2 separate regions of the Homo sapiens genome follow, and region 2 is linked to region 1. Evidence: chromatin contacts called from ENCODE Hi-C or POLR2A ChIA-PET data. All regions are on one chromosome and are shown on one strand. The core of a region is the stretch at or near the end of the contact, and the rest is flanking DNA. Distances in the headings are between cores, read along the strand shown. Region 1 holds the start of GATB (glutamyl-tRNA amidotransferase subunit B). Region 2 holds the start of TMEM131L (transmembrane 131 like).

Evidence for each region. Hi-C counts contacts between places; a loop is a spot of excess contacts on that map. ChIA-PET counts read pairs that join two places held with the same protein, here RNA polymerase II (POLR2A). Pooled maps may share reads with other maps.
Region 2: a map with no recorded cell type shows a loop between it and region 1 (7-fold over the local background). The contact joins the promoter of TMEM131L here to the promoter of GATB in region 1. A Hi-C loop is called at or near these places in 1 of 37 single-sample maps with no recorded cell type and 1 of 50 pooled maps. POLR2A ChIA-PET finds 5 or more read pairs at or near these places in 1 of 52 experiments (H1).

Annotation. Positions count from the first base shown.
Region 1 is chr4:151,757,447-151,764,506 of GRCh38, reverse strand. It overlaps GATB (glutamyl-tRNA amidotransferase subunit B), which reads left to right and starts at 3,500. Exons shown (of 13, transcript NM_004564.3): 1 at 3,500-3,700; 2 at 5,585-5,735. The coding sequence starts at 3,525. RefSeq lists an enhancer at 3,505-3,784.
Region 2 is chr4:153,462,703-153,469,762 of GRCh38, reverse strand. TMEM131L (transmembrane 131 like) reads right to left here and starts at 3,403. Exons shown (of 35, transcript NM_001131007.2): 1 at 3,242-3,403; 2 at 2,482-2,552. The coding sequence starts at 3,365. RefSeq lists enhancers at 1-461, 1,713-1,772, 2,143-2,232, 1,727-2,392, 3,763-3,942 and silencers at 2,703-3,062, 3,433-3,532, 3,573-3,722.

The DNA.
Region 1 (7,060 bases), core at 2,251-4,750:
CTTTCTCTTTTTTTAAGAGAATATCTACTGACCTAGCCATCTTCCGTCTCTACCATGTGGCATAAAGTTTCAAGACAGCAGGCTGAGTTCCATAGCCATAGAACACATAGAAACTCACAGCCAAGAAAGACAGGGATCAAGCTCACAACTGTGCTAAGAAATACTAAGATAACCATCTGCTTCCAGCTCTGTTAGACTACAAGGGGCATTTTGTTGATTAGCCTGCTAAATGCTTTTAAAGCATTGACTTTGTTTCCACAGGACAAAAGTAGTTAATCAAAGACTACATTAGTTAATGCAATTTTAACTGGAAAGATGTATACAAATAGATTTCGACATACATTGCCAGGATAGTGGAAACTGTCTCTTTTTCACTTTACTTGCAATTTTAATGTTTCTATTGAAATTATTTATTTCATTTAAAAAGTGGAAACTTAGAACCACCTGTATTACCCCCTCACATTGCACCCACATTGCTGAAGAAGCTATCTATCCTAGGACATTGGGTATTCATGTTATTTCCCCCATCGTGAACTAGTGAAAGGGAATGATTACAATTAAGCACAACTTAGATTTGAGAGAAAAAGTAATCTGTGTTCAGAAATCAATGTGGTTTTATTCATAGTTTTGAGTCAAATGCAGAGGTGAGCCAGTTCATTCCAACTCTGACATTCAAAGACCCACTGAAGAGCACTAAACAAAACCAAGCATGTTATTTTGACACATCTAACTACTGCCATTTATAAGTAACGACTCGAAATTCTGCTCTGCTTTACATAGCTTTTTAAAAACCTGTTCTAAATCTATTTGTACTGTGTATCAATTATATGGATAAAATAAGAGCCGAGAGGCTCTCCCTAAGAAAAATGTTGTTTTTGCTAGAAACTCTGCCCAGCTACCTTCTGAGTTCCTTGAAAATGAAAATCTCTGTGTCTCCCAGATGACAGCCACCTTGTCGGTGCAACCAAAATAGCTCTCGCAGCTGGAGAGCTGTCTATCAGCAATAGTTCTGACAGATATCAGATTTGGCATGCAGCAGGAAGGCTAGAAATGGTCCCACAGAAGGCGGTTTGGTGGGAGTATGACCAGCTAAGGAGCAAGGCAGGGGGAGCACTCAGAAAACAGTGCTCCTGTTTTCACAAGGAAAACTACAGGCATTTCGGGAAATGACAAATAGTCTTGAGGGAGAGGACAGCCAAAGAGATGGTTATTGACAAGTCTCTATTTCCACGATTAGTTCTATAGGATTTTTGAAAGGGCAATGATTAGATAGAGACAAGATGCAGGAAACTGGCCGGTTTCCGTTCGTGAAAGGAAGCAAATACACTTACATGCGTAGGATTTTTATCTCCTCTAGTGGTGGGGTGGGGCCTTTGAGGCGATAGCCTATTACTGAATAATACCGCTTCAGAAACAAAGATGAGCTTCCCTTATAGCGCGTTTTACCCGTAAGATTAGGATTTTCATTAAATGTGTTGCTCTCCCTTACAGTGGTTTTCAAAACATTCCCAATCTTCCATTTGATGGAGTGAATCGCCTTTTAAGGATGCTGATTACCAGCGATGAGGTAACAAGTGTCCCCCTCTCTTTTTAGCTAGAGATACAAGATTCCATTCTCCTCTGTTGTCCTAACAAAAGTGAAGCCATTTTGTGCTCAGAGGCAACTCTCCTGACCCCTAGTCTGGGCCAGAAAAACCTGAGGAGCTAAATAAGTAAAAGAAAGCTAGCTTACCTAGAGTAAAGGTGGAAAACATGGAAACTCAGAGGGAAGACTCTAGTAAAGGATCTAGAGAATCATCTGAACCTTAAATAAAGGGCAATAATTAGAGAGAAATTTTGGAACAAGTCTCCACCACTCCCTTCCAGTCCCTGTCATTTTTGTCATTTTCATCCTTGGTCAAATGACTGATACTTCTGGTGTGGCAATTTAGAACAGTGATAGTGGATGAAAAAGTAGAAAAGATGGAAAAAATAAATGATGACAATTTTAAGGACAGTAACTAAAGTTTCTTTCTTCCATATGGATATGCAATTGAAGTGTATTAAAGGAAAAGATCAAAGGTTACAGCCAACTAATCAATGGATTATTGATCAATAACTGAAAATCTATCAATGTGAAGTATACAAAATATGCAGCTTTTCCCCTTGCCCTGCTCTATACTCAGAATTAGGCATCACTGATGTCTACTTGATTTCTCCTCTTGAATGTCTCCAAGGCAACCAAACTCATATGTTTTCTTTGCAAACCTGTTCCTTTTCTGGTTTCCTTATCTCGGTGGATAACTTCATCAGCCAGTTGTGCAAACCAGAAATCCAGGAGTTATTTGTTTCTCCTAGCCTTCCACCATCATATCCAATCCATCAGAGTCCTTCAATTTTACTTCCTATATCTATCTCAAACAGATCCATTTCTCTTTGGCTCTGCCACCACCCTAACTCATCATCTCTCCCCTAAACAATTACTGCTCCAAAGGGCATCCACTCCATCCTTTGTCAAATGCATTCTCCACACTGCACTACTTTATTCAACAAATATTTTTAAGGAACCTACTTTGTACTGTAGTGAATAAGACAGACGAGGAATTTGTGGAAATAGAAGATAAACATCAGGCAGTCAAAAGCACTACGAGGACAATCAAAGTCGGGTGATGAAATAGAGAGTGGCTAAATGACTATTCTAGACTGTGTTCAAACACAAGAAATCGGTGGCAGTTTTAACAAGGGGTATTAGTTTTGACACAGGAAAATGAAGGAAGTCCGCTGGGACGATGGTATCTGCTCCTAGCATATAAGGAGTGTGTTTCTGATACTGGCCAATAATAAAAAGGAGGTTAAAATGTACATGAACATTCAATCTAGGGCTGTTTGTCTCCAATTACCTCTGCTTAAACATAGCACTTACTACCTATATGGAAGTATCTTATTTTTGTTAACTTCTGTATGTCTCCCTTCTTTAGAATGTAAGCTCCATGAACATGCGGGCCATAACTGTCTTGATCTCTGCAGTAACTACAGTGCCTAAGAGAACTGAGCCTGGCATTACGGTAGGCATGCAAATAAGTATTTGTTGCATTAACGCACAAATTGCTGAGTGAAGCAGGAGAGTAGACAGAGAATATAACGGATTGGGTTTGGGGGCTGAGGAAGTCTCTGCTGAGCTGTCAAGGTCATTTACTTCCCCTTGCAAGGTTAACTGGGTTATAAAATCCCGGCCACGCTTTAGCACCAAGCATCAAGCGCTCACACTCTAACTTATACACACGCTCACAGCCACAAACCTCTCCAACTCCCCGCTAGGAGGAGTCACACCTCCCCACCCAGAAACCCTCCCACCCTCTCCTCTATTTCTCCTTCCCTCCCCTCTCCGCGGGGTTCCGGCAGGCTTCGAATCACAATGCTCGCCGGGAATAGTAGTCTTCCGGTCCGAGCCTATGGCGTTTTTAATGCATTTCCAGAACTACGCTTCCCAGGGAGCCTCGCGGCATAGTGAGGCTGAGTCACCTGACCAAGACCCTGGAGTTACAATGGCGGCGCCCATGCTGCGCTGGGGCTGCCGTGGAAGACGTTGGGCTTTCGCCCGGGTTGACGGTGGTTCTTGCCACCGAAGAGGGGCTCCGACTGGGTCCACATCCAACCAGATTAGGGGAGAGAGCTCAGTGGCTCAGCAGCCCCTCCACACGGCCCAGAAGACGAGGAAAGGGTATTCTGTTTCATACATTTCTGCCCACCTAACTGTGAGGTGGAACTGCAGGACTGGGGAAATAATGGCAATTACGGCCCAGCTTCTAGACGTTTTGGCTGACGGGAGGGCGTTGAGTTATAACCTGGAGCCCCGAAACCTAAATAAAAGCACAAACAGACTTTCTATCAACTCCGCCCCCATATATAAACCACTGTTTTCAAATAGATGTAGTTGGGGAATTCGCGAGTGTAAAATAGCAAATATTTTCTTGAAGGGTGCACAGACAGAAGAGTGGATTCGGTCATCTTACTAATAGCACTAGCAGTGGGGACGGTGACACGAGAAGCGGGATCATATTTAGCTGATTTTATTTAGCGCTAGTATGGGCTGGCAGCGTTCTAAAGGTAGAAAGGGAGCCTTTACCTACAAGCTCTTGGTAGTGGTGGGTTATTGTCATTAGTCAGAAAACACTAGCTATCTGTGCAGGCGTTTTATGTTGGAATATGTGTGACTAGACCTAGGAGGACGCAGCCAAAAGAAGAGATACTCCCCCTGGTTATATGGAGAGTTTTGCTTATTTGGCCAGATATCCCCTGAACAGCTGTTTATGCTTCATTATGTAAGAATTAAATAGTTTCTCTTTAAATACAGAAACATATGGCAAGTTTCTAATATTTTGTTTATTCTTTGAGACTAGTTGGCATTATTTTTACTTTCAGTTGGAGGAACAGAGGGAAATTGTCCAGAAAGAAGTATTCAGTTTTGTATTCTTTTCGTGAATTAGATTGTTTCCTTGTGAATGGAAAGTACATTTTTTCTCTCATGTAATGGAAATGCAAAAATACTTTGAATGGTGCTTTACTGCATGCAGAATTTCTAATGAGTTCCTACTTTAATTCCCCTCCCTTATGGGCTGTGTTTCCAAACTTTAAAAAGAAGGACTTATTCTTGCAGTACTTCAGATATAGAACTTTATATGTTGAAATGATTGAAACAAAACAAAACGATGTAAAATATGTATATATATATATATGTATATACACAAAATTACTTGGGAGAAGAGCAGGATAGGAACATACATGGATTTCATAGGGAATAAGCACATTTATAAGGACCTGGAGAGGCCTATGTACAGACCCAACAGAGTAGGACTGACCAGATAAGAGAGATTATTATAGCATTTAACAGCTTCTTAGATTTGATAGCAAATAAGCATTAAAAAAGTAACCTGAAATTAGGTCTCAGGAATTGAAAGTGATTTGGGGGACCAAAAATATGCCGCATCAGATGGTTTAGTGTGGTGGAGTTTTGCAAAATTTTTTTAAGAGTATCATTTAGTGGTGATTTATTGTATCTGTGTCTCTCTGGTTATTATACATGCAAACCAAAACATGGTTGAGAATTTCCTTTTTAAATAAGAGACGTGGAACTATTTATCATTATTTCTCTAGTAGTAGAATGTTGCCATTTATGTTAATTCTAGATAATGTGGGAAAGATCAGCTTTCATCATTTACTGAGTGATTACTTGATAAGTTACAGTTAATTTGTTAAATGCCGCTTTTCACTGAAGTCAGCCAAGCAGTTGTCACCTGATACCCATTTCTAAATTGTTTTAAGACGCCAAATTGTTCCTTTCTCTATAGCCTTCATGTTTATATCATCAGCCTCCTGATGCCATGTTGTAAATGAATTTTAGTTTGCCAATCTCAGTGTAGGCGCTTATTCTAAATTGTTTTTTATTTAGTCACTGATAAAATATGACACATTTTTAATGTGAGGATATAACATTGTATTAAGTTTAAAACACATATAGGAAATTAACATTTGTGGTTTAGACTTATAGAAATTCATTCATGGTGACAAATATAATACATCTTAACCATTATCTCTTTCTTCTTAGTGAACACAAATGGGCTGCTGTGGTAGGTTTGGAAATTCATGCCCAGATTTCCTCCAACTCTAAACTCTTCTCTGGATCTCAAGTTCGCTTTTCAGCACCTCCAAATTCTTTGGTTTCTTTTTTTGATGCATCTCTACCTGGAACTTTGCCGGTAAGATTCTTATTTAATCCTATTTTCATTAGAAAAATGTTTATTTTATATTGAACATGGAAAATTATTTTCTTGTTTTAATAATAACACAACTCTTTGGAAATACTTATTTAGGGAGTTTTGGGTGAAGCGGGATATATTAAATGTTTTCTGAAGACCCATCTCTGTGATGCTGTTTCTAAGTCTGAATATATTCATACATGTATTCATCACTTCACAAACATTTTAGCATGTCTACTAATACCAGACATTGGGCTTTGAGCTGGGTCATAAAGATGATCCTTGCCTTTAAGGAGTTCAAAAACTAGTAGGGGAGATGTGTCTTATAAACAAACAGAGAACAGTGTGATTCCTTCTTTGAAGGTAATATGCAGAGGATGATTTCGAAACCCAGAGGAGGGACAACTAATTCAGTAAAAGAAAGGACTGTTGTGAGAAATTGAAGTAGGGGTACTTTAGGTTAAGGAAGGGTTACTGAAGAGGTGGTGGCCTGAGCTATTTGAGAAGCCCAATAAAATTTAGGCAGATAAATGAAGGAGGAGGAGGAGTCAACTCAAAGCAAGCAGTGTATATTACATGATTTTACAGTGTAAGGCCAGTAATGATTGTGGTTATTGCAAATTAAGAAACACTCAATAATGTAGAAAACAGCCATAATATGCAGTGAGTTAACTATTGTACTCACTTAACCACTCATTTTTACTTGATCCTATGGAATGACTGGGCCCAGTATACTCATCAGCAAGACTTTTGGCATATATTTTTATATAATTGGTTGAATTTTTAAGAAAAGTATGAAGGGAACAAGTAAATGTTTTAGCTAATAAATAGCATATGGTCTGTCCAGGACCTATAATATCAACTGTGTTTGGGGTTTCCTGCCATCTTTGGAGGAAATGTGTATCCATGGTGGTGACAAAGGTGGGGAGAGGCAGACATTGTCATGGGTAAATTCCATGCTCTCAAACATTTAAATAAGAGTGGAAGCTGGTTGAGGCCGGGCGCGGTGGCTCACGCCTGTAATCCCAGCACTTTGGAAGGCCAAGGTGGGCGAATCACAAGGTCAGGAGATCGAGACCATCCTGGCTAACACGGTGAAACCCCATCTCTACTAATAGTAAACTGCAAAAAATTAGCCGGGCATGGTGGTGGGCTCCTGTAGTCCCAGTTACTGGGGAGGCTGAGGCAGGAGAATGGCGTGAACCTGGGAGGCAGAGCTTGCAGTGAGCTGAGATCGCGCCACTGCACTCCAGCCTGGGCGACAGAGCGAGACTCCATCTCAAAAAAAAAAAAAAAAAAAAAAATCTGGAAGCTGGTTGAACTGA
Region 2 (7,060 bases), core at 2,154-4,653, 1.7 Mb before region 1:
TAGAGACAGAGTTTGTCCATGTTGGTCAGACTGGTCTCAAACTCCTGACCTCAGGTGATCCACCCCTCTCAGCCTTCCAAAGTGCTGGGATTACAGACGTGAGCCACCAGCCTGGCCAGTATTTTATTTAATGCCACATCCTCTAAAGTTCCTATTTCATCTACTACTGACAAATCTTAGCCTCTGAAGCCATCTTTCAGTCTTCCTGCATGAAAGAAACCCAATGTACTGGTTAATTAAGCAGAAAACCCTCAAATTTAAATTAACACCTATAAATATTCTCTTTTCAACAGACTCCGTTTGACACATATGAGGGAATTTTTGCTGAAAAAATTCAAAATACTTTGAAAATAATTCACTTAAAATAACTTTCTTCAAAACTCTCTGTAGCTTATGAGATATATATACACACACATACACACGTGTGTGTGTGTGTGTGTGTGTGTGTCTCCCTTACCCTTGGGCCCAGGTATAAGCAGGGCAAGATAGTTTCTAAAAGGTATACGTAGAGATATGGATGAAGTATTTAGAAAATTATTTTGAAAACCAGTTTCACTTTCATTATAGCTTTGATTAAAATAGCTTAGCTATAAATCCCTCTATACTGAATATCCCAGACAGCTTCTGAATTCTGACATCTATTATCAAAACAAATTGTATTATACAAATAAACCAGAAATTAAGAATTGTATAAAATAACTTTTGAGCCCATAAATCAAATAATCATTTAGGCCTTGACATTTCCATCTCTGAGCACACCTACTAAATCTTCAACTAACGCTCTAACAAATGAGAGTATATACTACTAGACTCAATCACCTATAATTTACTTTCCTTTTAGTCTGGGTTGGCTTCCAACACTAGCCAGTAAGAGATAGAAACTATAATTGAGCAAAAATGCAAATACATATACATAGATATACACCAGTGCTTCTCAACCAGGGCAGTTTTGCTCCCCAGGGACATCTAGCAATGTCTGGAAACATTTTTAGTTGTCAAAATCAGGAGGGGGTGGGGGAGAGGGGGAAGCAGCAGTGAGTGCCACTGGCATCTAGTGGGTAGAGGCAAGGGATGCTAACTGCTCAACATCTCACAGTGCACAGGACAGCCCCCACAACAAAGAACTCTGTAGCCCAAAATGTCACCAGTGCCACTGTTGAACAACTCTGATATACAAAAACATAATTTTTTTAAAATAAATACATCGCGTTAAATGTCGTTCTTGCAGTAGGAATACGACGGATTTCTATTTTGTTCTTTTTATATTTCTGTATCTTCCAAACCTTCAAAAACACATGTATATTATTTAAAATCGGGGAAAAAATCCATTTGGGAATAAATTTTTAGGAGAAGGAAAAACTATCTGCTCCTCATCCTGATGGGGCCCTTTCTCAAAAGACCTGTCTCATTCAGGCTGCTGGCCTTCAAGGAGGGTCCAGGAAAATTCTCCTCTAAAATCACCTCTCTGCCTTGAAGCTGTTATTCATTAGCCCTGATCAAAATGAATATTCTAAATATCTCAAAACCAGCACTCTGAATGTTTCACATAGGAGGGAGAAAACTGAAATGTAAAACTGGACAGCCTCTCCGGTAAAGTTATAGCTAGACATCCTGTTTTTCTAAACAGCCGCAAGACACAACACAGAATTAAGTGCTGCCACCACCGTGGGAAGTAATGAACATCTTAAAAAGTACTGCACACAAGCTAAATATTTCCTTATAATTCAAGCCACTCCCACCCAAAAAATGCATTTTGGATCACTACCGTTACTGGTGAAAGGCAGTCAACAACATTATATTTAAATGTGCACACTTCACAGTCAATGGGAATTTCTTGTAAAAGTTAAAAGCTTTGCAGTACTGTATCTGTTGCAGCAATAAACCCTCTATGATGCTACAGATTCCCAATAAAACGTCAGTAATTATTTTTCTACACGCAATCATCATATCATCATACAGAGAAAAAAACCAGAAATTCAAGTTCTTAAGTGGGTGTATTTTAACAGGAATTAAGGGCACTTGGAGAAAATCCAAGATGACAATCCTTGAGAGTCACATCTCCATCCCAAAGCTACTTAACGCTAATGGCAAATACCACTCTAACATTTATGAAATCAATACTCCTGTTGTCCTCAACCTCTTAGCCACTTGCCATCCACACAGCACCAGCTCACTTAGGGAACAGTGTGCACCCAGGACACCCACGGCCGAACAGACCGCTGGCCGCTTCCCTGCTGAGGTGGCCTGGGTTCCCACCTTCTGAACTTGGGGCCGGCCTGCCTCAGGCCCTGTCACATGGCGTGGGAGGAGCCGGGAAGGCCACCGTTGCCAGGTGTTCAGGCTCGGCCCCTAACGTTTATTTGCCTTGCAAAGTGGCCCGAACGCCTGTGCCGCTTGGACAGGGGGTGGGGAGGACCGGGGGCCTCCCCGCCTCTCCTCCCTCGTACACCCACAGCCGCCCTGTCACCTGGTCGTCCTCACCTGAGTGGGCAGCAGGAGTTCCCCTTCTTCTGCCTGCCACAGCTCCACCACGTTCGGCAACGGCTCAATCGCTGCAGGAACACCAAAAAATACACCACGTTTTTAATGCACGCTAAAGAAACGCTTCCTGTTTCCCCTACCGTCCCTCCGTGCCCCCCGCCTCACCAAAACACGTCTCTTTTTCCTCCTGGGAACAGAGGCCATCCCAGGGGCGAGCCAAGGATAAAAATACAATGGGTGGGGTGTGAGCCGGCGGCCCCTCGGACGCGAAGGCGACAGCGTGCAGGCAGGCTCGGGGTGCTCGTGCTGGGGGTGGGGGGACGAAGTGGGAGTGAAGACACCCCACGAGGCACTCCGGGCTCCGCAGCCCGAGCATCTGGAGTGTGGACCCTGGGCGGCCAGGCTCGGGGGAACAAAGCTGCAGGAAGCCGGGCCGCTGCGGGGCACCCGCGCGCGCCACACAAAGCGGGGGCTGCGCCCGGGGCGCAGGGGCCCGCGCACAAAGGCTCCAGGGCGCGAGCGGCTAGCGGTCCCCAAGCCCCGCGACTGCCCCGCTCTCCAGCTGTACGGGGCAGAGAGGCGCGGGACGGGACGCTGTGGTCAGAAAATGTTATCAGCGGAGAATCGCAACAGCTTTCCTTCCTCCTCCTGCCCCTTTCCCTTTCCTCCCCTCGCCCTCTTATAGATTTCAGCAGTTCCCTAAAAGAAAGAGCGGGGGCGGGGTGGAGAGGCAGAGCGAGCCCAGCGGCGCAAGGCTGACCTTGTCCCTGAGCCCCTCCCGGGCGACAGCAGGGCAGCAGGACCTGGAAGACGCCCAGCAGGAGGTTCACGGCCGCCGCGGTGCGGCAGTAGCAGCCGGGCTGCGGGCGTCGGAGCCCCGCCATGCTGCTGCTCGCGCTCCTCTCCGTTGCTCGCCGCGCTCGCCGCTAGCTCGCTGGCGCCCCAGCTGCCTCGCCCCGGGCCCGCCCCCGTGCCGCCCCGCCCCGCCCCGCCCCGCCCCGCCCCGCCCCGCGCCGCACCACCCCCGCCGCTGCCGCAGCTGCTGCAGCTCCAGACCCGGGCGCGCCGCTTGCTCTGAGCGCGTGTGCGCCGCAGATAGGGAGGGACGGAACGCGGCGGGGTGCGGGGGAAAGTGGACAATGCGAACCCGCGGGTGCCCCGCCCCGGCGCGGAGCACATGGCCGCGGGCCCGCCCCGCAGCGCGCACTCTGCGGGGCCCGGGCGCTTTCCTCGGCTGGGACGGGGTCGCTTAGAGCTGTCCGCGGGGACTAGCGGCCCACTTTTGCCAAGTGCATTTTCATGAACTTTTGGGTGGTTGCCGCTTTGTCGAGGCGCTTGGGCCACGGTCGAGAGATTACCCTCGAGGGAAGAGGTGGCGGTGGAGGTGGGAACGAGGAGTCGCCAAGCGAGAGGCCTTGGACACAGGATATTAGTGGAAATAATGCAGTGGTTGTCAGGAAACGCGAGTGCAGCCACATGGCCACTGCCAGTTATGCAGCGAGGATATCCGGTGGCTGCAAAGTCTGTAATTTAGAATAAAAAGAGCTCTCCCAAAACCCGAGAGGCAGACCTCAGCGCCGCGTGGCGGTAGTGCGCCCGGCACCCTCTGTGGACACTGTCCAGGTCCTGACAGGTGGGGAAGACTCTTCCTAGGGGATTTATAGCTTCAAAGACCCTGCAAATACTCCCTTTTGGAATCATATTGCAAAATTCAGCCAGCCTCTCCTGAAATATGGTTGGGGTCGAGGATGTGGTTAGTTGCCTGTTTCTAACATTAGTAGGATAATGGAAGTAATACGTGGAAATACATTTCCTAGTTCCAGGTTTTGATGCCTATAACTAACAAGTCCAAAATCTGGCATCTCTTTAAGTTAACATCCTGCCTTTACCAGCGATGTCGCAAACAAGGGCTTATTCAGAAATCAATTTGCATAACCTAGAAGTATGGGCAATCTTATGATTTTTTAAAGTTAACTTACTGCTTCCACTGTAGCTTGTATGAAATTCAGAGAATATGAACAATATAGTATGAAGAGGGGAAGTGATGGGACACACCTGTTTACCTTAATCCTCTGTTTAATTGCTCCTTGTGCCTTACAAGCCAGACTATAGAAAACCAGTGCTTGCATAGCAGACACAATCCTGAGAAGGACAAAATGAAATCTAGATCCTCTTTCCTAAAGACGTAATACAGTACTGTGAACACAGTCTCACACACTGTCTGCATTTAACTCCAAACAAGGTTAAATAGTCTAATTGCTTGGCCAGACTTAACATTTAAGTAGATTAGCATAAACGTAAGTTGTTGATGTGAAAAAAAAAAAGGGACACTTTGCATTTTCCAACTTGAATACCTCCAGTAGTCTCTGTTTCATACTTTTTTCTGTATTCCTTGCCAACATCTTCCTTTATTTAGCAAGGATCTCCAGTGCCATCTCAATGTGCCCTTTTTTTCTCTTCACTTCTCCAAGTTTCTATTTGCCCCTTGGATTCTGAAGGTCCCCCACGCAGTTAAAGGGACCTCCAGTGACAGGAATATTTGCACAGCCCACTTAAGCAGTAACTGCACCTTCAAAGTTTGCTTCTAAATGAAAGTTCTCTCATGGGCCTATTTATTTACAGAATGTAATTTTAAGTCCTCATATGAGTATAATACGTATAAAGGAAAGCAAGCAAACATTAACAGCCTAACCGGTTTTGTTAAACAGATTCAAAGTTGTGATACAAAACTTTTTTGCTAACATTTAAATTACTTTACTCTTTTACTAATAAAGTCTTTCCCACATTAACGAGTATCACAGCATCAATGGAAATGACTTAAAAGATAGACTAACATTGCTATGGACCATATGTAAATACTGCTATAGCTTTTTCTAGACTTTGTAAGGCCAGCTTGATTTTTCAAGTTGTGGTCTTGTGGACTTTACAAAATGGGTAATGCTATTTGACTGTTGTTCACAGAGCCAAAAGCATGTATCTGCTGTGCCATGGGGTTGGAGAGGGATACGGGATTACACAGCTGTCTTCTTAGATAAATCTGACCTACTTAGCCTCCTCTGGAGTTATTTTTCATGCTGACTCATGGACAACAGGAAAGTTATGGCCCATTAAGCAGCATCCATGTTTTGGAGTAACCTTGTTCTTCAAAGAAGACTCCTGTGTCATTTGTGCTATATTTCCATTATTCCCCTTGTCAATCCTAGATATTGTCACAGAATATTAGAGCTGGAAATTTTTTAGAAATCATTTAATAGCCCAACTGCCTCATTTTACAGAAGAAACCAAAGCCCATAGAGAATTTTAAAATCCAAGTTATAGAACTCCTTTAAAAATTTTTATTTATAAATTGTTTTGAGACAAGGGTAGTGATGAAGAAAAAGGCTAGGTGTGGGAAATACCTAGATCTAAACACTAATAATAATTTTCTCTAAAAAGCCAAGGAGTCATATTTAATTCATCTTTCCTTTACACCCTTTAAATCTATGAATTAGTCCTATGGTGCCCTACTCTGTACTATTTCCCATACCTAGCCTTTTTCTTCATTACTACTCTGATCTCACTCTTTCACCCAGTCTGAAAGGCAGTGGCCCAATCTTGGCTCACGGCAACTTCTGCCTCCTTGGCTCAAACAATACTCCTGCCTCAGCCTCCCAAGCAGCTGGGACCACAGAGGCAGGCCACCACACCTGGCTGATTTTTGTATTTTTGTAGAGACATGGTTTCACCATGTTGCCCAGGCTGGTCTTGAACTCTTGGGCTCAAACAATATACCCACCTCAGCCTCCCAAAGTGCTGGAATTACAAGTGCAAGCCACCCTGTCCAGCCAGAGCTGCTTTTAGTGGCAGAGTTATGGAGAAGTATATATGAAATAATGTTAACTGAAAAAAAATTAATGTAAACACAAATTAACTCAATATGAAAATTATAGGCCAGGCAAGGTGGCTCAGGCCTGTAATTCCAATATTTTGGGAGGCCAAGGTAGGAGGATTGCTTGAGCCCAGGAGTTCAAGACCAGCCTGGGCAACATAGTGAGACTTTGTCTTTATAAATTTTTGTTTATTTGTTTGTTTGTTTGAGATGGAGCCTCACTCTGTTACCCAGGCTCGAGTGCAGTGGCGTGATCTCAGCTCACTGCAACCTCTGCTTCCTGGGTTCAAGCATTTCTCCTGCCTCAGCCTCCTGAGTAGCTGGGATTACAGGCGCCCACCATCATGCCTGGCTTTTTGTGTGTGTGTGTGTATTTTTAGTAGAGACCGGGTTTCACCATGTTGGTCAGACTTGTCTTGAACTCCTGACCTCGTGATCCACCCACTTCAGCCTCCCAAAGTGCTGGGATTACAGGCGTGAGCCACCGCACCTGGCCCAAAAATTTTTTTAAAGAGCCGAGCATGGTGGCACACACCTGTAGTCTGTATTCCCAGCTACTCAGGAGGCTGAGGTGGGAGGATTGCTTGAGCCTAGGAGTTCAAGGCTTCAGTGAGCCAAGATTGCACCACTGCACTCCAGCCTAGGTGACTGAGTGAGACCCTGTCTCCAAAAAAAAAAGAAAAGAAAATTATATACGCACAACTAAAGTGT